3 separate regions of the Homo sapiens genome follow, and all the other regions are linked to region 3. The links are chromatin loops, found by intact Hi-C in ENCODE. Cell type or tissue: heart right ventricle. All regions are shown on one strand.

The links. Peaks named below come from ENCODE experiments on the same cell type or tissue, not always from the same donor. Only the 100,000 strongest peaks of a DNase experiment are listed, where the experiment ranks them.
Region 1: a loop joins it to region 3, with 4 times the contacts of the local background. A loop is called at or near these places in 47 of 110 quality-filtered maps.
Region 2: it touches region 3 in a loop (3-fold over the local background); 27 of 110 quality-filtered maps call a loop at or near these places.

What each region holds. Positions count from the first base shown.
Region 1 is chr22:43,825,102-43,833,101 of GRCh38, reverse strand. SULT4A1 (sulfotransferase family 4A member 1) reads left to right here. Exons shown (of 7, transcript NM_014351.4): 6 at 3,904-4,042; 7 at 6,989-8,000. The coding sequence ends at 7,101. Among named protein-coding and RNA genes, the nearest start is that of EFCAB6-DT, 17 kb to the right of the region's middle. RefSeq lists an enhancer at 4,354-5,116. In heart right ventricle, CTCF peaks have their summits at 3,997 (motif pointing left) and 6,505; DNase peaks (open chromatin) are centred at 2,631 and 3,931; H3K4me3 peaks cover 853 bases; H3K27ac peaks cover 2,457 bases; H3K27me3 peaks cover 1,521 bases.
Region 2 is chr22:43,880,950-43,888,949 of GRCh38, reverse strand. It overlaps PNPLA5 (patatin like domain 5, triacylglycerol lipase), which reads left to right. Exons shown (of 9, transcript NM_138814.4): 5 at 1,299-1,359; 6 at 2,462-2,647; 7 at 4,605-4,737; 8 at 7,276-7,392. Among named protein-coding and RNA genes, the nearest start is that of PNPLA5, 7.1 kb to the left of the region's middle. RefSeq lists an enhancer at 4,997-5,727. In heart right ventricle, CTCF peaks have their summits at 3,579, 3,779 (motif pointing right) and 5,661 (motif pointing left); a DNase peak (open chromatin) is centred at 3,781; H3K27me3 peaks cover 4,436 bases.
Region 3 is chr22:43,396,111-43,404,110 of GRCh38, reverse strand. It overlaps LINC01639 (long intergenic non-protein coding RNA 1639), which reads right to left and starts at 3,780. Exons shown (of 4, transcript NR_146918.1): 1 at 3,657-3,780; 2 at 1,880-2,006. In heart right ventricle, a CTCF peak has its summit at 3,547; no DNase peak of the experiment used is centred here; H3K27me3 peaks cover 3,273 bases.

The DNA of each region.
Region 1 (8,000 bases), 430 kb before region 3:
AGGAGACACCTGTGGCCTGGCCCATGGGAAAGAGGAGAGACGATGGGGTGCAGATGTGGACTGTGAGGTTGCTCCTGTGGGGCAGAGGCCTGAGTGCCAGCTGGAAACCATGTCGATGTAGGGGACAGACAAGGCCAGCCTGTGGGGCTGCTAGTGTCAGTGGCTGACAGACAAGCAGGTTTAGGTTGAGTAGCAGTGGGTGGGAGCTGGGATGGGGAGGAGGTCTGCTGGGAGACAGACAGGAGAGCTGGGTGCTGGGGAGGGTGAGCCAGTGCTGGAGTTGGAGGTCAGAAAGCCCAGGGGTAGGAAGGCCAGCCTTGTACTTTCCCCACACCTGCAGGAAGACGCCAGACCTGGCTGTGAACAGAGCCACACGAGGTCCCCTATGGCGCTGGGGTGGGGGCTGTGCCTTGTGGCCCTGGGGTGGTGGGGTGTTTGTTGTGGCCCTGGGGCGGGTGGTGTGTGCACTGTGATCCTGGGGTGGGGGTGTGTGCGTTGTAGCCCCGGGGTGGGGGTGTGTGCACTGTGATCCTGGGGTGTGGGGGTGTGCCTTGCGTTTCCTGCAGTTGTTCTTGGGTTGCTTTGTGCTCACACACTGGGGCCTGTGGTCAGCACGGGCCAGGTCGGCCTTCGCAGGAGCGTGGCCTTTCGGGGCTTGCTCGATGTGCAGGAAGGACCCCGTCTGCAGGTCTGCTGCCGGCTGGCGCATGCTGTCGGTTCCCCACATGGGTCCTCACCATGGCTCTGTGTTATGGTGAGGAAAGAGCAAGGTCATGTGGCGGTCTAAGGTCACACGCGCCATGGAGCCGACTGCTGGGTGAGCCTGTCTGACTCTACATGGGCCTCCACCTGTCTGCCTCTTGTCCACACAACTTGACACAGAGCCACATTTAGGGTCCCTGCTCACGCCCAGAGGACGGTGTGGTAGAGATGAAGGTGTAGCCCAAGCAGGTTGGAACCCTGGTCCTGCCGCTGACCTCTGTGAAGCCGTCGGCCGTGGTTTCCTGTGGTGCTGGGGAACAACGTGGGCTCTGGATGCTGGCTGCTCAGGCCAAAGTCCTGACCACCCCAAGCCTCTGTAAAGTGGGGAGGTGACAGCACCCCCGTCACTGTGTGGCTGGGAGGACTGTGTGAGCATCACCTACGTGCAGGCCTGGCACGGGCCCGCCTGGTGTGTACCTTTTTGTGGTGGTGTCATGCACAGTGAGGTGTACTTGGCACACACGTGGGGCTTGACAGCCTTTTACCTGTCACATCTGGGCAGCCACCTTCCAGATCCAGAACATTCCAGCTTCTTGCAGTTGATACCCCTGCTTCCCAGAGGCCACCGCGGTTTCATCTCCCTCACCGGAGCTTGGCGTTGCCTCTTTGGAACCTGTCAGGTGTGGAACTCGCATGGGTTTTGCTGTCTGGCTTCTGCGCAGATGGCGAGGCTCCTCCACCTGCGTGGCGCGGAGCTCTGTTCTTTCCTGTGCTGTGGTCGGTGCTCCGTTGCAGCACGAATGTGCCACCGCTTCATCCATCCAGTGTTGCCGGGCGTGGAGGCCATTTTCACTTTGGGGTGGTCATGAATAAAGCCTCCGTGGACGTTCTGGAGTCTTGGTGGACGTCAGCACTTGTGCTTATCGGGCCCATACCCAGGAGTGGAATTTCTGGGGTCCTGGGTGTGCATTTGTCAGCTGGTCACTATTTTGCCACCAATGACATAGCATTGAACATGCACTGCCCAGGGCCACTGAGGCCCCAACATGAGAAGGTGAATAGGGAAAGCGCCCAGCTGGCCAGCTGCCCACACATCTCGGGGGCAGCTGCCGGGTCAGCAGTTTCTTCCTGGAGCTTCAGTTTCCTCAGCAATGATGGACTGAAGTTTTAAGGTCCAAACACACACTTTACTCCAAGCCCTTAAAGGGAAGTTCATCCTTCTCTGCCTTCCAGGCTCCCCAGTGAAAGTGGTCAGACCTGTTGCTTTCAGTCCGTCAGGGTCAAGGCCACCAGCCCTGCCTGGAACTTTAAGAGCTGCCGGGGTCAGTGCTGGGACTTCATTTTCTATCAAAGCCGGTCTGTGACTCAATGGCATCCCTGGGACAGTCAGCGTTTCGCCTTCTAATTGGCATGGGTTTATTCTTTTTTTAGGAACCTCAGTAATGGCTTGTTTTAATGGAGGTCAAGTCACATTTTTAGGAATTAATATTGTTTACATCTTACTCCAGAAAACTAGCCCCGAGTGAGCATGGTTGTCTCCAGGACTGTGGTGTGGGTCCATGTGTTCTCACCCTGGGGTTGAGAGGGAATGCTTCCTGCCAGAGCGCTCACTGCCTGCGCTCCACTGCACCGCAATTACAGTGGCCCTTTCCCACGAGCCGGGCACTGTGCCAGGCACCCCGGGTATATTCCCACTTCATCCTCAGTCATCTTGCAGGGTGTTCTCACCAGTCACGGGGTGCCCTGACTGCAACCGTGTGGCCAGCTAGTACCTGCCCATGTGGAGGCACGACCCCAACACGCTGGCTCCGTGCCGTGGTGTGCGGCCTCTTGCTGCGGCCCTGTCGCTAGTTCCAGATGGGGAATGTGTGGCTCAGAGAGGTGAAGTGGGCCGTTCCTGCCAGCTGACCTGGGCGTTCTGCCTGATCCCTGCTGGGTTTCATAACCAGCAAGTGTCCTGTGACATGTTGCTGGATGTAGCCTGGCAGAAACGCCCCTTCCTCTGAGATGGACGTCACGCCGCAGTGAGCTGCCCCACGAGGATTCTGCTGAACGCTCCAGCAGGCTGACTTTAAGCCAGCTGTGTCCTTCTTGCGGCATCTCTTCTGAGAGCCAGGTTTCTTCACTCTTTCTCCATTGCTACCCTTTTTCTTTGAAATGGAGTTCTTGGTGGCAGGGCAAGGGAAAGGGAGCTCTGTATTCCTTGGCTCATTCTCTAATAACTGTTCCTCTGACTCTTGAGTCAAGCCCTGCGCCCGGGATGCACCACACCCCTGCCTGTGGAAGGCAGTGCGAGGCCAGAATCAGACCTGCAACCGCTGCTGCAGGAGTCAGCGCACTGTGGGGACCCAGGGAGGAGCTGGCGCCCACACCAGCTGACTCCCACACCAGCGGTCAGAGAACATTGTCTTTTAAGGTTTCCGAAGTGCTGCAATAAAGAAATTAAATCATCTTTTCACTGTAGGACTTTTTAGAGGCTTTAATGCGGGAATTTGCTTTACAAACCTTCCAGAGAGGAAACAGCCTCCAGCATCTTCCTAATGGGACCAAGGCACCTCTAGGTGACAGCTCAGGGCTGTGATTGAGAAGACGAGGAGCCTCATCTCTTGGGGAGAAAGTGGCAGGGGTGGGGGGCTGGGGAATGGCCCCCTCAAGACGGTTAGCCACATCAGTGACATTCCGCTGTCAGGCGTGGTAAAATAATGGGGCAGGGTATGGCAGGCATGACGGAATCTTGCCTGTGATGAAGCGGGCTCCCTGCCCAGTGCAGGGCCATCTGGAGACCAGAGGGGCCTCCCTGCGCTCCCAAGGGCCAGCCCAGACGCCAGCTGACAGGCAGCAGGAAGGGAAAGAGGAGCCCATTAGGTCTTGCTCCTCACAAGAACCATGTTCTGAAATATGTTTTTTACTTCTTGCTCCTGTTAAAACTTAACCACACCTCTATTAAGACCTCATGTCTGCAACCCAATTCCCTGGAGGACCAGGGTTTGAATTCAAGATCTCCACGTGAGAGCTGAGCACACTTGGGCGATTTCTTAACCTCTTAGTGTTATTTCTGGACAAGGCTGATGTCAGCCTTGTGAGCATTAAGTAAGGAAGGCCGTGTGTAAAAAGTCCTCAGCGTGTGCCCAGCCTGGGGTCGTGTCCAGTAAAAGGCCCCGCCTCTGATGGGCTGCTCTGCTCTCTGCACTTGTCTTCCAGGACCTGGTGACGATGGTGGAGCAGCTGGCCAGATTCCTGGGGGTGTCCTGTGACAAGGCCCAGCTGGAAGCCCTGACGGAGCACTGCCACCAGCTGGTGGACCAGTGCTGCAACGCTGAGGCCCTGCCCGTGGGCCGGGGTACGTGCCCCACCCTGCCTCCCGCCCAGGCACTCCCCACCCCAGCCAGGCTGCTTTCTCTGCCTGCTTAGGGAGCCGAGTCCGGTCCCTGTTGCCCTCCCTGCTCTCCTTTTACAGCAGTCTGTAGCTGGCCCATGGCCTGTGCTCTGTTAGCTGGTGCCCATGGATGGCACAGTGCTCATGGAGTGACGGAGTACCCTGCCCGCTGGTGTTTGCATTGCCTCCAAGCAAACAGTGTTTTGACTTGAAAAAGTGCATTTCAGGCTTTGTGGGCGGGATGTTTCTCAGCAGGGAGTCTACTCAGATGGCCTGAAATCAAACGCCCCACAGAGCAGATCCAGGGACTGGGTTTGGTGCTATGACATGTCAAAGCGCAAAGCATGCTGATGGGTTTCTCAGTCTCTAACTGACTTGTGGGAGAGTTAAATGAAGTGGGCGGGAAGTTAGGAGACACCGTTTTTCTTCCTTCACTGAGTGGACGCTGACTGAGCATCTTCTGGGTGCAGGCAGCACAGGTGAGGCCTAGCCCCACTTCGGGGTGGTGAACTTAAGCAGACAGTACCAAGCTAAGCCGCTGCACAGAGGGAGGCCAGTTCCTGCTCTTGGCGGCAAGTGACAGTGGGCATGAGGCAGCTGGAGATGGGGACAGTGTTCCTGACAGGAATCCTCCCCAGATCCACCTGGGTTGCTCCCCCTGTCCTTAAGGGTGTGTGGCATTTGGCTTTGATGATGGAGAGCCCAGGCTCTAAAACCCCTGAATCCCAGGGTGCTGGCCTTGGCCATAGGAGGCCCCCTGTTGGTAAGTATGAACCTGATGGACACTTGGTGTGTTGGGCACTTCCTGGGTTGAGAATGTTTGCAGGGAGGGCCCAGAAACGTGGATGGCTCTGTTCAGCAGCAGCCCCACAAGATGGAGTGGGAGATGCCTGGGGCGGATGAGAGACGCGCTGGGCTCCAGCTCAGCTCTGCTGCCCTCTGGGAACGCAACATAGGTCAGGCCTTCAGCTTCTGCGGCTTTTTGTTCTTCTCTGAAAAGGGGCTGATCACGGCTAAGGGCGGTTTGAAGGTCAAGTGCAAAGTGCCGTCTCTTATAAAGGCAGAGCAGTGGACTCCTCAGGAGGAAGTGAACTGAACCACAGTCCCTCTCGACTTCTTTCCTGGCTGCATTTTCATAAATATTTGTTATTTAACATTTATTTGCTCTTTTTTAGTTTTGCTTTTGCTGTGTTTTGTTATCCTTGGATGTGACCTTCTCCAAAATACCCCTTTTGGTTCACGTGTGTGTGTGTGTGTGTGTGTGTGTGGTGAAGCAGCGTCGAGAACATACTGTGTGCCCATATGCTCCTTCCCTTGGGTTTGCTTTATCATGGTTTACCTTGGTTTTGCTTTATTTCAGTTCTTTGATTTGTTTTCTTTTAGCACATTGCGTCTTTGCTCGGAAGATCTTCTTGAGTTGGTGAGAATGCAGGGCCGAGTAGCCAGCTGCATTGCTTAGATTTGATTCATGTCACAGCATAAATTGTCTTGATTCCAAATCCTAAACCAGGTGGGTGACTCCTCTGACGAGCTCTCAGCTGTCTCAGCTGAGAAAAATAATCATGGAAAAATAGTTTGGTTGCTCTAGCAGCTTCTAATTTTGCCCCTTAGGTATCATTAAAGGGTTACAAGAATAATTTTTCTTGTTTTTCTCTCCAACACTGATAATTTTTTGTTACCAAAGAGAAAGTCCGTGTTACGTTGGGTATTTTAGCTCAGCATTTGCAGGGTTGCAGTTTGAAAAACCTGAGGTCCTGCCTGGACAAGGACCGCTGTTAATAACGGAGCTAGTGAAGGACATTTGCTGGAGACAGAGCTCTGATCTCAGAGAGCTGACAATGGAAAGAATTCTAAACGAGCAGTTCTTCAAAAGCAGGGAGGCAGTACTCGGGTGATGTGCTCACAGCTCCCATAACTGGGAAGTTTGGAATCCCCGCCCCAGACATCTTCACGGTCACCGTTGCTATTGGACTAGACCAACCTAAGATTTTATATTAACAAAGACAATGGGAGCAACAACTTCTCTTGTCATGTTGAGCTGTCTTTCGTTTTTCCAAAGCCTTCATAAACCAGCGTAGACCGGTGCCTGCAGTTTATCCCACAGCTCAGCCCTCCCTTGTGGCTGCCAGGAAGAGGTCTGGGTTTCTGACTAAGCCTGGGCTAGAGCAGCTGGGGGCTGTGCCCAGACTCATTTTATTGTTGACTCAGGGAATTCTCACTGCAGTGCATGTTTTGCATCTAGTCTGTAAAGCTAGCTAATGCTGCGACTATTTGATTCACTTTAAATTCCTCCCCAGGGTTTGCCAGGGCAGGCTTCTTGAAATCTGCATCTTTGGCCCAGTCAGGAGGGCTTCCTACTTAGTGTAAAATTTTCTGCACTTTGAATGATTTTTTTTTCCTTTTCAAATTCTCCCGAAGCCAATGACGCCTTGGTGGCACTGTTGAGCTGTGAGTGGATAATGGCGTGGGAAGGGCCAGGGCTGCCTGTGATGCCCAGAGCAGTGCACTCCCGCGGCAGATCATACTCGCTCCTGGGATGTTTATTAAACACCTGCCACGTGCCAGGTGCCGTTCTAGGTGCTGGGGACCCAGCACTGAACAGGAGTAGAGTCTCCCTGGTGGGCCCCAGCGGGGGGTGTGGAATGGCACCAGGAGGTGGTTGTGGCTCACTGTGCCACAGCCTCAGAGGGAAGCTGGTTCAGGTCATGTTCTGCCGCATCCAGTAGTTTCACAAATGTTAGGGGACCACCTGGTCTGTAGCTCAGACGGCCCTTCCTGCCCCCATAGGCCAAGTTCAAAGGGATCCAGGAATAGATCTGGAATGTTCCAGATCCATTTCCAAGGCTTCCTTTAGTTCAGTAGCTGGCCGGACAGCAAGTGGCCCCAGCAGTTCTCTTGTTTGCGTTTCAGGAAGAGTTGGGCTGTGGAAGGACATCTTCACCGTCTCCATGAATGAGAAGTTTGACTTGGTGTATAAACAGAAGATGGGAAAGTGTGACCTCACGTTTGACTTTTATTTATAATAACAGAAACAACAACCTGCATGCTCACAATACCCAGACAGTCTACTAGCCAAAAGTCCTGTATGCATTCATTTATTCCTTGCTGGACAAACTCTGGAAGCAGCGTGTGAAACAGCGGGGGAAGGGAAGAGCGGCGTGAGCGGAGGGAGTGTGATGATTCCCAACCGAAAGCAGCTGTCTCGCCTTTAGAACGTGCAGCCTCTCCATGTCTGATTACAAACAGTCTCCACATTGCAGTTCCAATGGCCTGGACCGTAAGGATAAAGCCTGTAATATATGCAACTAGAATGTCTGCCTTTTCAACCCCGTATTATTGTATTTTATAGAGCTTTTCACTGGAAATCTACATAAATGTCAGTAAACCAAATAAAAGTTCATTTCCAAGGGGAATCAGGAGCGAGCCACACCCGAATGGTAGAAAGATCTCAGGGTTAACTCTTTATTTTTGTAGTTTTATTATCTAAGGCACAGCCATTCTGTTCTCACTTGGTTCTGAGATAGTGGTGAGAACAGAGGATGAGTTGGGTCTGTTGGGGGGAATCTGGACACTTGTTTATTCTGACGGAGTTCACTTCTTCAGAACCTTCCTGAAATGAGCAGAAATTGTTCACTAGGTCTTCAGAATGGACGTCCTTCTGCCAGAGACTTCCAGCGGGCGGCTCCAAAGGCCCAATGCAGAGGAGCCCGCGGAGCATGTGCTGAGGGAAGTCTGCCTGGTGAGGCTGGCAGGTGGGAGTCTAATGCAGTCAGGAGCATTTGCATGCAGTGGGTGGAGAGTCGGCCACCAAAGGACCGAGTTGCGCTCGGAATTTGAGCTGAATTCCACAGCCTTACTTTGTTTCCTGAAGTGATAGCCTACTAATGCTGGCAAGCAGATGCTTAATAGTAAATTTCTAAAA
Region 2 (8,000 bases), 480 kb before region 3:
AAAGTCACACAGACTGGAAGCAGCAAAACCAGGATTCAGACCTAGAGCTGGCTCAGGCCCATGCTCTTGACCACCGTCCTTGACTGTGGCCAAATTGACCATCCATTGTAGAGGCAAGGCACAAATGCAAAGAAAAAAATGAAGGAAGCGTTTTTTTACCCCTTGGTATTTCTGGAAAACAGATAATTTGACAACTATTGAAATATACTCCTCCTGGCCGGGTGTGGTGGCTCATGCCTATAATCCCAGCACTTTGGGAGGCCAAGGCTGGCAGATCACTTAAGGTCAGGAGTTTAAGACCAACCTGGCCAATATGGTGAAACCCTGTGTCTACTAAAAATACAAAAATTAGCTGGGCATGGTGGCGCATGCCTGTAATTCCAGCTACTCAGGAAGCTGAAGCAAGAGAATTGCTTGAACCTGGGAGGTGGAGATTGCAGTGAGCCGAGATAGTGCCATTACACTCTAGCCTGGGTGACAGAGTGAGACTCCATCTCAAAAAAAAAAAAAAAAAAAAAAAAAAGAAGGAAAGAAAGAAACACACACACACACACACACACACACACACACACACACACTCCTCTGCCCCATCCACATCCTGGCTCTTCCTTGTCCCTTCTACCTCTCAGGTTTGTGTAGTGCTTTCTAAGTCACGAGACAAAGTCATGTTCATTTACTCCGGTACTCCCCACACCCCTGGGCGGGCAGGAAACCCCAGCCCCATTTTCTAGATAAGGAAGCTGAGGCACTCAGAGAGTTGGCACTGCCATGCTGAAGTCTCACAGCAAGGATGTGAGGGGGACAGCACCCTTTGCCACCAGTGGGACTTTAATCAGACAGGCAAGTGGGGCTCCTGGTTCCTCAGCCCACCTCAGTCTGGTACTGGAAGTAAACATCGAAGGGGCAAAGGGAACCCCCATCCACTGCCCTACAAGGGGCCAGACAAAGTCCCAGCCATCCCAGGCCTTGTTATCCCATTTTCCAGAGACAGAAACTGAGGCAAGAGAGGGGAGGGGCTGGGGCAAGAGCAGCCAGGGTGTCTCAGGGGGGAGATGCAATGGTCCTGCAGGGACAGAACTAGCCAAGCAGATCTGTTCTGCCTGCAGGCCTCTGGCCCCTCCTGCCCAGTGCTAAGGTCCTGCCCAGGCTCCTGCCCTGAGCCCTGTTGAATGGTCACTTGGGGAGAATAGGCTGGGCTGGGACTATTTCCAGTTGAAGATAAGTCTCTGGCCTGTGACATCCACTCGAGGGGTAGGTCCAGGCCTTGCCCATCTCACCCTTGCCCTGTGTGTTGGCAGGTAGTGGCCGACAACTGCAGACAAGGCTACCTGGATGCCCTGAGGTTCCTGGAGAGACGTGGTAGGTGGCAGTCCCACAGTGGCTGGGGATCATGTCCCACATGGTGCCAGGTAGACCCTGCCTCTTGGGCCTTTGAGCTGCTAGGGACATGGGCTAACTCAGTCTCTTCCTCATCATCTGCTCTGTGCTGGACCTGAGCTGAGTACTGGGGACTCAGAGAAGAATCACATACAAGTTCCACTGTTGAGCAGCCCGCAGCCTGGTACAGGGGGACAGACTCAGAGAGAGACAACCCAGGGAGATGGGTGTAGTGACAGAGGGATGCTCAAGGCTGTGGGAGTCCAGAGGAGGCATTGGACTCAGCCTGGGGGTTGGGGGTAGGCAAGGAGGGCTTCCTGGAGGCAGTGACAGATAAGCTGGGTTTTGACTAGTTATGAAGACACCAGCAAAATTGAAGATTCCAGCAAAAGAAGAGGGCATTCTAGGCAGAGGGAAAAACAAGAGAGAAGGGACAGAGGCAGGCACCTTGAGGGCACATAACTCAATATGGCAGGAGGGGTGTGTGTGTGTGTGTGTGTGTTCATGGGGCAGTGGGTGTGCCAGAGAGGTCTGGGCTGGAGAGCCTGAACATCATCCACAGGACAGAGCTCTTCAAATTGGTGCAATAGACATTCAGACACAGGCCACCTGGCTCCAGAACTCATGTGCTCAAGTCCTACGTTACAACCAAAAACACACAATCAGGAGGCATTTGGCGAGCGCTTAATATGTGCCCAGACGTGAGCTTAAGCTTTATGTATTTATCTTGTTTAATTCTCAGAGTAACTGTATAAAGCAGGTCTTACTTTTCCTTTTTTACAGAGAGGGAAACTGAGGCAAAGGGCATTGGGTCACATAGCTTGCAGGTGGTGGAGCCAGAATTCGAACTCTGGATTGTGTCTTTGGGGTCTGGGCTCTGATGAGCCACTCGAAAGTGGGCAGGGAGCAGGGCAGAGCAGGGCCAGGGGAAGGCAGAAGGGAGTCATCCGGAATAAGCTGTGGGTCCGTCCCACAGCACAGTGGATCCCCAGAACTGGGTTTGGGCTCTGAGGGATGTGGGCAGCATGGGGCGCCTTGGGGAGGCTCAGATGCTTGACTTATCCTCTCCCTTCCCCTGACCCAGGACTCACCAAGGAACCAGTGCTATGGACGCTGGTGTCTAAGGAACCCCCAGCCCCGGCTGACGGAAACTGGGATGCTGGCTGTGACCAACGCTGGAAGGGGGGCCTGTCTCTCAACTGGAAAGTGCCCCATGTGCAAGTCAAGGATGTACCCAACTTTGAGCAGCTCTCACCAGAGCTGGAGGCTGGTAGGGACTCTACCTGCATTTGCTCACCTACCAGGGCCCTGCACTCAGGGGCCCGGGCTCAGGGACCCTGCCTTGAAGGCACTCGTGGTCTGGAAGAGGACAGGACTCATTTACTGAGCACCTACTAAATGCCAAGTGTGGTACTATGGGCTTTTCACATGTGGCATCGTTCATTCTTCCCCACAACCCTGGGCCTAGGCATTATTCGTACCCACTTCACTGATGAGGAAACCAAACCTCAGAGAAAGGAAGGGACTCACCAAGGGCTCAGAGCCTGCAACTAGGGGATTTGAACCCAAGCCTGTGCCTGCGAAAGCCAGGTCTTTGCCCACTGCCCCGGAAAGGGCGGGAGTGTTGACAGACATAGGAGAGGCACACACAGAGGGTTCTGGATTCCCCAGATGAAAATGAACTCATTTCATCCTTCCAACAACCATCTGAGGATAGTACAGAATTGTTCTCATTGTACAGATGAGGAAACCATAGCACAGAGAAGTTAAGCGACTTGCCCAAGGTCACACAGTAGCAAATGGCAGAACTAGGGGTTCTACTCGGAACCATTTAGTCTGCCCGCCCGCTGTGTGACTAAATGTCACAACTGCAACAACAGGAAAGTACAGAGTCCCACAGGCACATGTAACGATGGTGGGGGGTGACTTTGAGCAGCATCTAAGTGAAGCTGGAAAAGAGATGTTGGCCAGGCCAAGAGGCAGAAGAGCATCGGGGAGAGGGCATGGCACGTGCAAAGGTCCTGGGGTTGGTGAGGGACAGCCAGGAGGTCCCTGTGGCTGCGGCATGAGGGACAGGCAGCAGAGGTGAGCTTGGGAGGCTGGCAGGGTGGGCAGGTGGTCTCAAAAGCTGTGGGAGGAGCAAGTGAGGTGGGCGGGAGGGGGTGGTGGACCCAGCTGGGTGGGAAGAGGCTGAAGGGGTGGGAGGCTGGGAGGAGAGGGATGGCGGTCGAGGCCAGATCAGGGAGAGTGGGGTGGGCAAGGGGATGAGGAAGGGGGCCCCTTTCCATGCCGGAGACCACACGAGGACGTGCAGAAATGGGCGGGGACCTGTGCGGAACCCCTGAGGTCCAAGCTTGGGATTCTGGAACCCGGCAGTGTACCTGTAGCCACACGGGGGCACCAGAGAGCTGCCTCGGGTGGAGCACCAACTCCTGGGCGCTGCGCCCTCGCCATTTGGGAAGGGAATTGTGAATCTCATCTCTAATCCTCACCTGCCTGCCCAGGGAGGAATGTCCTGCTGGGATCCCCAGTTTATGGAGAAGGAAGCTAGGACTCGTCCTAGGACACTCGGCAGGTGGATGTGGAGCAGGGTCTCTGGCCTGTGCTATCTGTGAATCCTTGTAATCCTCCGTCTCCAGAGGGCAGTGGCCAGAGTGGACGTGGTGGCCTGAGCTGTGGCCTGGGCTGTGTCTGGAGGCTGGGATTTGGGCTCCGGCTCTGTCCCAGCCCAGATGCTGGTCCCTTCCACTCTGGTCAGGTCAGTGAATAGAGCACCCAGGAAATGGTTGCTGCGGTCATAGTTGTGGCTGTGGTTATTAATAACACTGTCGTGTTACTGTTATGAGAGAGTGTGGTGAGAGCATCTGTCCCAGCCTAGCAGGCCACAGACTTTCTAGAGGGGCAGAAGAGGTAGAAACAACTCAGGAGCCTGAGAGTCCTCAAGTCCATCCTGGCCCTGCCACTTCCTGTTGATGGTCCTTAGGCAAGTCACTTCTCCACTCTGAACCTCAGTCTCCTCATCTACGAGAGGGCATACACCCCTTGTCTCACGGACAACGATGAGCGCAGAGCTACCTGCTGGCCTGTGGTGGGGGCTTGCTCAGTGTTGCTTCTTCATCTGCAGAAGGTGGAGGGGGTGCAGTCTCTTACTGTGTGAAATGGGGGGGCTCAGGTTGCTGGCCCACAGACTTCAGGTGGGCAGGGCCATGCCAGGGCTTCTCTTGCAGCACTGAAGAAAGCATGTACGAGGGATCCCAGCCGGTGGGCCCGCTTCTGGCACTCGGGGCCTGGACAGGTGCTGACGTACCTGCTGCTACCCTGCACACTGCCCTTCGAGTACATCTACTTCCGCAGCAGAAGGTAAGGCTCGGCCAGGGGGCCTGGGAAGGGCCTGGCTTGTGGCGGAGACTGGTGCCCATGGCAGGAGGGGCGGCTGGCACACTGGGTGGGTAGGGCTCGGCGGGGTGGGGGGAGCCCGGCTGGTGTCCCCACACTGTGTGGTGTTGACTGCATGACTCAGAGCCTCTGTGATCTCCTCTGCAAAATGAGACTGGTGGAGAAGTGGCATGGTGGGTAGGATTGGAAGTCGGGGGCTTCCTGGTCGGCCTCCTGGGCCCTACACTGTCTCCGTGACCTTTGACCATTGCTCCACCCATCAGAATCTCAGGTTGGCTGTGTGGCTGGGTCTGAGTCTCTTGACCTCTCTGGGCTACAGGTTTCTTTTCTCTTCTCTTTTCTTTCTTTTCTTTTCTTTTTTTTTTTCTGACAGAGTCTCACTCTATTGCCCAGGCTGGAGTGCAATGGCATGATCTTGGCTCACTGCAACCTCTGCCTCCCAGGTTCAAGCGATTCTCCTGCCTCAGCCTCCTAAGTAGCTGGGACCACAGGTGCCCACCGCCACGCCCGGCTAATTGTTTTGTATTTTAGTAGAGGCAGGATTTCACCTTGTTGCCCAGGCTGGTGGCAAACTCCTGAGCTCAGGCAATCCGCCCGCCTCGCCCTCCCAAAGTGCTGGGATGACAGGCATGAGCCACCGCTACAGGTTCCTTTTCTGTAAAACAAGCCCCTTCCAAGCCAGGCCGGCTGTGGTTAGGCTCTCAGTAACATTCTGACTTGCTGGTTAATGTGCCCGTCTGCATCAGTTGTTCATTCATCCCACCAGCAGTTGCTGAGGACCTCTCAGGGGCCAAGGCCTGGCTGGGGGCCATGGAAGCAGCCCCGACGCAGACCCAGCTCCTGGCCTGGTGGAGCTCACGACCTACAAATTATCACACACTCACCTGTAACTACAGCGCCACCTAGAGGTTCCCTGGGAGAGGTCTACACTGGCTTCCAGCTGCACAGCTCAATCTAGGGACTCTCTGGCCAGGGAAGGCTGCCCGGAGGAGATGACTCTTAGGCTATAATCTGAAGGATGAGTCAGCGTCCACCAGGCAAAGAGGACAAGGAGAATGTTCTCGGCAGATGGAACAGCATGTGCAAAGATCCAGAGGCAGGAGGGAGAAAGGCCCATTCGAGGAGCAGGAAGGGAGGCCAGTAAAGCTGGAGCCTCAGGGAGTGTGCCGTACACGACGCAGGGGAGGCTGGTGGGGCAGACGCACTGAGCTCTGGAGCCAGCTGAGCGTGGTCTTTGTCTGGAGAGTGGTGGAAAGGCTGGGAAGGGTTTAAGCAGGGAGGTGTCATGGGGGGACCTGTATTTTCAAAAATTCTCTGGAAGAAGGTCTATGATGGTGAACCACAGGTCTCTGTCCTGCTCAATGTTGAGTTAATGACTGGGTCAGCCCTGCTGTTTAAATTGCCAGTGGCCCAAACCCAGGAGAGAGCTTTCTACCGACAGATTCTCCTCACGCTGAGCTGTTTACGGAAACCACAAGTTGAAATCCAAAAGTATAAATGTAAAGTCCAGTTTTCAGTTAAAAAAAGAAACTCATTGTGTGAGCCCCAAAGGGGAGCCTGCCCAGACCACAGGGAAGTTCACTCTTGGCATATTTCACAATACATATGTTCAACACATAGGTTGCATTAATAGAGGCAGGAGGTCCAGAGCAAGGGAGGTGACAGTCCAGCTTATGTCTTGCCGTCACACCACACTCTCTGGACTGCATGCCTAGTTTGAGGTCTGGTGTAGGGGCCCCTCCAAGGGTGCTGTGGTGCAGGTTGAGGCCCTGCAGTGGCCAGTGTCTGAGGTGTCCGGCCAGGGCTTTCTCAGGCCTGGCCCCACAGGGCTGTGGCTCTGCAGACAGACTCATGCTGTCTCTCCTCTGTGCTGGGATAACACGCAGTTCCAAGGACCCTGAATCTGGGGCTGGCTCCATCATGGAGGCAGTGGGGAACCACGGGGACATCTTGAGCAAGAGGGGGCTCTGTCAGCTGTTTTCGGAGGGCCAGCAGCTTCTGAGAGGAGAGTGGACGAAGGGGCATGGGGTAGGGAGGGCAGGGGCTAGCTGGGAGAGAAGAGAGAGAAATGGACGGCGATAAGGAGGACATTAGGAACTATGGGTGAGGTGACTGTCCTCATTTGACAGGTTCCCTGACCTGTGCAGGTCACCCAGCTGATGGGCAGGGAGGCTGGGCTGTAGCCTCAAGCCAGCCTGACCCCAAAGGTCCACCCTCTCCCTCCCTGCGCTTCCTACTTGTTTCCTCTGGAGTCAAGGAACCTAAGGCCTGGCCACCTCTGCCAAGTTCAAAGTCCATTTTGGATCTTTCCAACCCTGCAGGTGTCCCTGTGGCTCTGACCTGCTCTGCAACAGTGGCCAACGCTGCTGGCCCTTCTTCCCTAACCTGGGCAGCCCTCAGGAGCAGGGCTCCCGGCTGTGCTCTGGGCCTATGGGGAGGGTGGGCTTGGTGGGGCCACACCCCAGGCTCACCTGGGCAAAGCTGACCTGCCCCTTCCTCCAGGTTGGTGGTGTGGCTGCCCGATGTGCCGGCGGACTTGTGGTGGATGCAGGGCCTGCTGAGGAACATGGCCCTCGAGGTTTTCTCCAGGACCAAGGCCCAGCTCCTTGGGCCCATCAGGTGAGGTGGGCAGAGGGCAGGGATGGAGAGGGGGTGGCTGTGCTGGGGGGAACGCACCAGCTGCTTCCCTGGACCCTGGGTAGGCCGGCCATGCCATCTGCCTGCCCACCTGCTTACCTGCGTCCCTCTGGCCTACTCATGCAGCCATTGGCACGTGTGTTGGTCACTGCTGTGCGCCCGACCTGTGCTAGACGCTCTATGACAGTCACCTTGGTCAGTCTGCATGACCTGCCAGGTGCAGTCACTGGGCCACCCATGGGACAGGTGCCTCTTGCGGCTTCACCAGCTCCCTGCCAGTCCTCCTGCCATTGTTCCAGACGTCCCCACGTGACCTTGGACGAGGCTGGCCCTGTGTGTGGTCTGGCCTGCAGTGGCCTGGTCCCTCTTCTCTGACCAGCCCTCCAGACTTGGGGGGTCCTGTGTGGCCCTCCCCCACCCACTCGACAGTTATCTGTTTAGCAGGGACATCAGTGCAGTTCTCTGGGGAGTGGCCATCCCAGGACCTCCCTGACACTTCCAGCTCAGCCACACTGAGGTCCACATGTCCTCCCTCAGAGCAGGATTTGGGGGAAGAGTGACCTGGGTTCACTGTGGCTGCGCCTGCACCC
Region 3 (8,000 bases):
GCTGGGGAGGGACAGTAGAGGTGGGGGAGGGACAGAAGAGGTGGGGAAGGGACAGTAGAGCTGGGGAGAAGGAGCAGTGCTGGGGAAATAGCACCAGACAAACTTTGCAGCTGCCCCCTGCTGCCCTCCTCAGAAAATAGGCCTCTCCCCTGCATTCCTGCAAGGTCCACCTGCTCCCTTTGCCCACTGCTTTTCCCCTGCCTGGGACCTGTTCTACCTTTGGGAACATCTACCTGTGAGAAGTTTTTTCTTCTGTTGAGCTTGGAACTTCTCCCTTTGCTTCTCACTCCACCTCCAGGACTGCACAGCACCCTCAGCTCCCTCCTGGGTTCCCCAGGGAGCCTTGGGGCCATCAGTGGAACTCCCTGAGCCTCTTCCTCCCCAGGCTCCACAGCCTGCCCTGCAGCTGTCTTGGCTAACCTGGCTGCACACCCCTGCCCTTCTCTGGATGAGCCCCAGTCTCTCTTTCCCCTCAAGGTGAGGAAGCCAGACCAGCTCAGGCCAAATGCAGCTCTTAGCAGGGTGTGGATGACACAGAACCCAGCTAGGCAGTGTCATGTGTCTGCCATGGCAGTCATTCACACCCTACTCCAAATGTTTCCAGCTATTTTCTAACAGCGTAGTTGAATTAAGGTCCAGTGGCCCAAGCCTGTGATCTCAGCACTTTGGAAGACTGAGGCGGGTGGATCACCTGAGGTCAAGAGTTCAAGACCAGCCTGGCCAACATGGTGAAACCCTGTCTCTACTAAAAATACAAAAATTAGCCACGTGTGGTGGCGGGCACTTGTAATCCCAGCTACTCAGGAGGCTGAGGCACGAGAATCACTTGAACCCAGGAGGCAGAGGTTACAGTGAGCTGAGATCATACCACTGCACTCCAGCCTGGGCAACAGAGTGAGACTCTGTCTCAAAAAAAAAAAAAAAAGAATAAAGTTAGACCTGGTGGGGACCTCAGTGCCCTTCTCCAACCCCACTCTATTCCTCCACTGTACAAATAGGAAAACTGAGACCCATGCTGAAGAAGAAGGAAGTGTAGGAGAGGAAATATTCTCTCCTCAGATTCCAGGAAAGGATAAATGGCTCCTGAAGAGGAGGTCAAGGTGTGAGGGCAAGACTAAAAAGAAACTTTTATGTTTTCTGTCCAGGATTGTTAATGCCTATTACCTGAGGCTGCAGAGGCTGCTGATAAACTTTACTATCTAATTCATCAGGAAAGAATCTATTTTGCCAATGAGTCAAGTGAGGTCAGAGGCACTGAATGACTTGGCCAAGGGTGCATTGCAACCCTGCCCAGATCTGCATGACCCCAACCTCCACATACTTCCACTCCCTGACACCACTCTGCAGGCAGCAGAGGGGAGGAGAAAGGTATGTGTGCATGTGCAGTCCCCAGGCCATCACCCAAGGGGACAGCGCTCAGCCTCCCTCCTGACTCCCATCCCTATACTCCCCTGACCACCCTGACCCTGCAAACCACTCACAGAGATCAAAGCTGCTATGTTTGAGCATCCCCCTTGAGCTGGTCACTCTGCACAAATTATGCATTTAATCCTCATAACCACCAGGAAAGATGGCAGTATTATCTCCAGTTTACAGATGACAAAATTGGGCTGGAAGAATGGACTTACCCAAGGTCACACCTTGAGTCTCTGGTAGGGCTGGAGTGGCACCCAGTTCTAGTGCCACTAGCAAAAGAAAAAGCCCAGGCAGGGGCAGTGCAGAAACTACTCAAACTCTATACCTCCCACTGTGTGTCCACAGCAGACATCACTAATCAATCACAGAACTCTTTCCTATTAAACTAGAATCCTTGCACAGGGCTCCAGGCAGCCATTCTGAGGGCTTGGCCCTAGAAACAATATCCACTCGCCACTCCTACCTGGGCCAAGGTCCTCTTGGAGCAGTCTGAACATTCCACTCCTGCCCTTGCACTCTTATTCAGCTGTGACAGACCAGAAACTGGCCCAGAATCCCAGAGTATTAGACTGGAAGGAACTTTAGGCAATCTGTGGGCATATAAGTGAACAAAGAGGTGAACTGACCCATGCATACAGCAAACTGGTAAAGCAGCCTCCGCACCAGGCCAGGCCTGGAGTTCCTGCTCCCTGTCCCCACCCCAGTGTCCACCACTCAGTTTCCCCAAAATGCAATGGAGCCCTGGGGACTGCCAGCCTTGCAGGGTGCCCCCAGAACCTGTGCCCCACAGGCAAAATGGCAGCTGGAAGTTTGGATGGTTATCTCAAAGCTTGCCACAGAAGCTGGTATCTCCCTGTGAAAGACCCACTGGGCTCCCAGAGGCAATTACGTCCCTGTAGGGCTGGGTCTGGAGCTGACCAGGGCCACACTGTGGTCCAGCAGGGCTCTGCCACCTCCACACTGCCATCTCTCCCCAGACCTTCCTCTCCTCACAGCTCGTGGGGTCTCCAGTTCTCTGCCTTGAAGACAAGCATACTTTGTATCTCACTGAACCAAGGAAACCCTCACCAGCCTAAACCCTAAGCTGCAGCCCTTCCTGAAACTCCTCTCTCCCCTCCAGTGTCTGCCTCCCTCAAGAGCCCTCTACTTGGTACCCCACTTCTCCACACCTTCAGGTACGCCCGGTGCACCCACCCCTCTCCATCTGCATTCATACTTGCTCGCATCAACTGACCTAAGAAACAGGCCTCTGTCCCTCCCACCTCACCCTCCTACTCCTGCCCCATCTCATCCACCTCCTCAACTGAGTTTCCTTAAACAGCCATCGCAGGTGCCCTCTCTGCTTCCCTGCCTCCTCAGGCCAGGCCAGGGCCACCAACGTTCTCCCTGGTGTCTAGTGTGGTCTTGCTCAGACCTCATCCTGCTCACTCCTGGCATATGGGCCCCTCCCCCACTCTCAGCCGCCCGGCTGTGGCCCTCAAGTCTCCATGGTCTGGTCCCAGAGTCCAGCCTCATCCAGATGCACTGACCAACTTTCTTCTCCTGCCCTGGGACTCCATGCTGGCTCAGTCCTCTGCACCCTTGATAAACAATCACAGCAGCAATAACAAAGATACTGCTTCTCTAGAACGAACATGGGCCCATCACTGAGCTGAGCATGAATTAGCCAGTTCCGTCTTCCATCAAACCTATTGATTTGTTGACTCCAGAAAAATTCAGTGAATGCCTACTCTGTGCCACTCACTACTCTCAGCACTGGGGATACAATAATGTAATGATGGTATTGTTCCAATTGCACAACTGTGGAAACTGAGGCCCAGAGAGGCTAAGTGACCTGCCTGGGCTCACACAACCACGAGGTGGGTTCCAAATCCTACACCCGCACACACACCCGTGCCATGGCCTCCCTGTGGGCCACACACTCCAGAACCCTGCCCCCATCCCCCACTCCTCTGTCGCCCCTGGAGCCCAGCATCCTCAGTGCTTTGTTCTCTCCAGAAGCCCCCTCCCACCACCGCCACCACCCGCCGCCAGCCCGGCTGCTGCCTCCCTGGGAGCTGCTGCCAAGCCGTCAGCTCCTGTCATCACCCCAAGGCAGCCAGAGGGAGCACCAGCAGCAGCTTTGGCACACGCCACCTCCGGCCGCTCCACAGCCACCAGGCCAGCAGGATGGGCGCCCCTCCCGCAGCCATGCCATGGGAGTATCAGTGCAGGGGGATCCAGCCCTCCCCATTACAAACCAAGAAACCGACGCTGGAGAAGAAACTCTGAAGTTCAGCCAGGCCTCCGGTGACAGTGGCTAAATTTGTAAAATCAACCCATCGTGGTGATGATCCAAAGTCTCTGGAAGGCAGTCCCTCTGCTGGCATAGTCCCCTGTTCAACCTGCCACCAGCCTCTGGGAGCTCAGTGGGGTGGGGCACTTCCTCAGAGGAGGGTTCTGACCTCCGCTCAGGTCAAAGTTCCCTCTCAGGTGCCCATGGCACCCACCCCAGGTGCTCCGCCAATAGTCAGCCCTGGGGTCACCCAGCCCTGAGGTCATCCAGCCCTGAGGTCACCCAGCCTTGAAGTCACCCAGCCCTGAGATCACCCAGCCCTGAGGTCACCCAGCCCTGAGGTCATCCAGCCCTGGGGTCGCCCAGCCCCAGCTCCCAGGTGACCTCCGTGGAATCACTCCTGTCCCCTCCCCTTCCTCCTGGTCAGGCAGGTGACCGCGGACGAGGTGTGGACTCAGGTCCTGTCCTTGCCTGCCTTCCTGCTATCCCTCCTGGGGGAGGAAGCCCTGGGAGGGAGGCGGGCGCCCTGCTGGGGCCACATGGGGACCGAGGAGCACACGTGGCCAGGCCCGACCACCACGAGACTGTGCGGGCCGCCTGGGGCTCCCCCACAGGCGGGGAAGGCACCCCCGCTGCGTGACTCTCTCGGCTGCCACAGGAACCTCGTCCGAGGAGTTTAAGGAAAAAGGTTGTCCTCTGAGGGGGCCATAGGTTGAAGGAAGGGGCAAGAAGGCAGTGTGTGGAACAGACAGGCCCACGCGGCTCCCAAGTCGCTGCCACCTCCAGGCTCCAGGTCTCCTCCCCGGGTTCAGAATCACAGGAGAGAATCCCATTGGGTTTCACTTGGGTCACGTGTCCAGCCTGGACCAATCAGCCATGGCAGGGGTGGGGCCATCTGGAGGGAGTCTGGCCAGTCCCAGAGAAGAAAGAGCCTGTGGGCGAGGCAGTCACCGACACGCAGCTTCCCATTTTACAGGAGGGAGGTGGACAGGCCCCCAAGGAAAGATCCCTGGGCACTGTGTCCTTGCGTCTCTGGATCAACCCAGACAAAGGCCCTGCAGTGGGAGGGAGCCACGTGTGCCCTGGTGAAGAGGAGGAAGAAGAGGTGTGGTAGGTCCCCAGTGGAGGTGTGTACCAGGTGTGCCCTGGTGGAGAGGAAGTAGGGTAATGTCCCAATGGAGAGGACCCCCGAGGCGGCCGACGGACTTCGGTCCATGCAGCAAGACAGACATGAGAGACCCCTGTTTCCAACAATGACACTGGTAATAGGAGCCCAGGAGATGACTGGGAGGAGGGAGGGAGTGGACAGGGAGAGATAGAGGGTGAGCAGCTGAACCCAGGCCACTGAGGACAGGTAGAGGGAGAGGAGCCACCGGCCTGGGCTCCTCCAGGACACCCAGTGGGGCTCGCTGGGTGACATGGGGGGATCGAGGGCAGGAAGCCAGCTAGGGGGAGGATGAAGAGTTCAGTTGGAAACACTTGAGCATGAGGTTCTGTGGGGTACACAAGAGAGCTGGCTAGAGGGCAGGGGCCACAAGGAGAGAGGCCTGAGCTTTGATCGGGGACTTAGGGGTGACTGGCAGTGACACAGGTGGCCCAGGAGGCCACGGGAGTAGTCAGGATCTTATAGGAAATGGCCAGAAGAGAGGGGGCCAGGACTGGGTCCTGAGGAACCCAAAATCCAGGAGAAGGGTGCAGAGGAAGGAGTGCGGGGAGAGCAGGGAGGGGTGAGACCAGATCCTGTAGGAGAACTTGGACTTAGCAATGGGATGCCATAGGGGACCTTGAGGAGAGGGTCCCCATGGGGGCTAGGATGATGGTGATAAGAAGGGGAGACATCCCCCGAAAAACGAGGCATCTCCCTATGCCTCTGAGTCTCCAGCACTCGGGAGCGATCCTCCATTATGTTGAGAATAATGACTCCAGTGTCCATCGGGGGCAGAGGTTTCCTTGGCTAGAAGAGACCACTGTCTGAAATGTGTTGGGAAATGGCTGTGCTGTGTTCCCAGGGCCACCTAGCAAAGCCAAGGTCATCCACATTTGACAGATGGAAAATGAGGGGAAGCAGCTCATCCAAGGGGCACATCCATGGCAGAGCTGGGACCAGGATCAGGACCTTGGTGTCCAGCCTCTCTTCCTGGCCCTGACCACATCCCAACTGCTACTTCCAGTGAATGTCATGGCCATAGTGGGGGAGACTGGTTAGACTTCCTCTCCTCAGGCCTTGGCCCTCCTTCCAGGGGCCTGAGCCAGACCTCTGCTTGACCATGATGCCCTCTTTAGCCCGGCCTGGGGAGGCCAGGAAGAGCCCAGCCTGCAGGTGCCCCAGCTCTCACATGGAGGCCTCAGGTGGGGTCAGCTCCTGCCAAGCCCCGGATGTCCTGGGCAGATGCCCACTCTGGTCACCACCAGCAAATGAACTCCAGAGAACAGCAACCACACTCACTAGCAAGCCAACACCAGCAACCCCACATACCAGCAACCCCGCACACCAGCAGCCCCGCACACCGGCAGCCCTGCACACCAACAACCTCAGGAAGGAGGCAGTGGGCATTTGAGTTCTCAACGAGGGCAATTCCAGGACTATTGTGGGAGCTTTGGCACTTGTTGGACCAAGATTCCCGTTCTGACTCTGCCACCTGCCACCTGCCCCCTGCACAACCTTGGGCAAGTCCGGACACCATGTCAAAACCTCAGTTTCCTCATCTGCAAAATGGGCTTTCTATGCCCATCTGCCAGGAAGATGAGGATTAAGGGGCCCCCCTTTGGATAGTTGCCTGGAGAGCGAGGGCCCCTGTTTATGTCAGGTATTGAGCTCAGCACCAGCAAAAGAGGCACAGGTGATCCAGTGCAGAGCCCAGCCTCACATCGCTCACTCCAGGGTCCTGATATTTCCTATAAATGTGATCCAGGATTGAGTTCCTGGTTCCCTGCCTTCGTCTGCACCATGCCCTCTGCTTACTGTGCCCACACCATGCCAGTTTTCCAGGCTGTCGCTAGCCCTTGGCCTGTGTCTGCACCCTCCAGGCTGACCAGTGCCAACGTGGTCCCAGCCTTCTCCCTCTCTTTGGCGGCAGTCATTGGTGCCACACAAACAGCCCATCTGAAGCTCACGTTCAAACACAGCCACCCACGGGCCCAGGACACTGCAGGAGCCAAGTGGACGCCCCTCCCCTTGCACCCCTCGCAGTGAGGGAGGGCGGGCAGGACCAGGCGGCCCGCACAGGAAAGCGGGTGTTTACACTGCAAACAGAGGCTGAGCAGAGATTGTGCCGTGGATTCAGCTTCAGGGAGGTGCAGACGCCCAGGTGCCAGGCCTGGTGTTTGCCCCCAGCCCCAGGGGTTCTTGCTGCCACCCGCAGCGCGGAGCATTGCTGAGCTGTATTTGCCCCCAGCGCTCAGCCTGTGCCGTGTGCGGTGGCGGCGGAGTGCCCTGGCTACAGGGCAGCCGCTGGTGCCTGCTCACCCTCCGCAGGCTGCTTCCTTCTGCCTGGGATTCGGCTGCCATGGCGCCTGCTGCTGAGCAGCCCGGCTCTTAACAGAGATGCAGGACCGATCCTGCTTCCTGCCCCAGGCCCTGCCCCAGCCAAGGGCCCACCACCCCCAGCCTCATCAGCTCCCCACTCTCTCTGTCCTCACCTCCCTGCCTGCCACATCACCCCAGACTCTAATCACTGTGAGCGCCGCCCCAGCAAAGGCCATTCCAGCCCTCCCTCATCCCTTTGACAAGCAGCCCTGGTTTGGGCCTCTCTGCTCCTGCCAGTGGTGGAGGTGAAGGAGCAGCTTCTACCCAGGGGGCGAAACAGAAGCCTGGAAGAGAGGCCAGGACCTCAGGCTCTGAGCCAGGCGCCCAGCCCCACCACTCAGGGGCCGGGTGGTGACCTCGGGCAATCACTGTGCGGCTCCGGGCCCCTTTCTCCTTCATCTGTAAAATGGGAAGATGCCAATCTTAGTCTCCACCTCGCAGGGCCAGCATGAGGATTAAATAAGTCAGGGCAGTAGAGCATTTAGAAAAGTATCCAGCTGGGCGCCGTGGCTCACGTCTGTAATCCCAGCACTTTGGGAGGCCGAGGCAGGCAGATCATGAGGTCAGGAGATCGAGACCATCCTGGCTAACATGGTGAAACCCCGTCTCTACTAAAAATACAAAGAAAAATTAGATGGGCGTGGTGGGGGACGCCTGTAGTCCCAACTATTCGGTAGGCTGAGGCAGGAGAATGGCATGAACCCAGGAGGCGCAGCTTGCAGTGAACCGAGATCGTGCCACTGCACTCCAGCCTGGGCGACAGAGCAAGACTCTGTCTCAAAA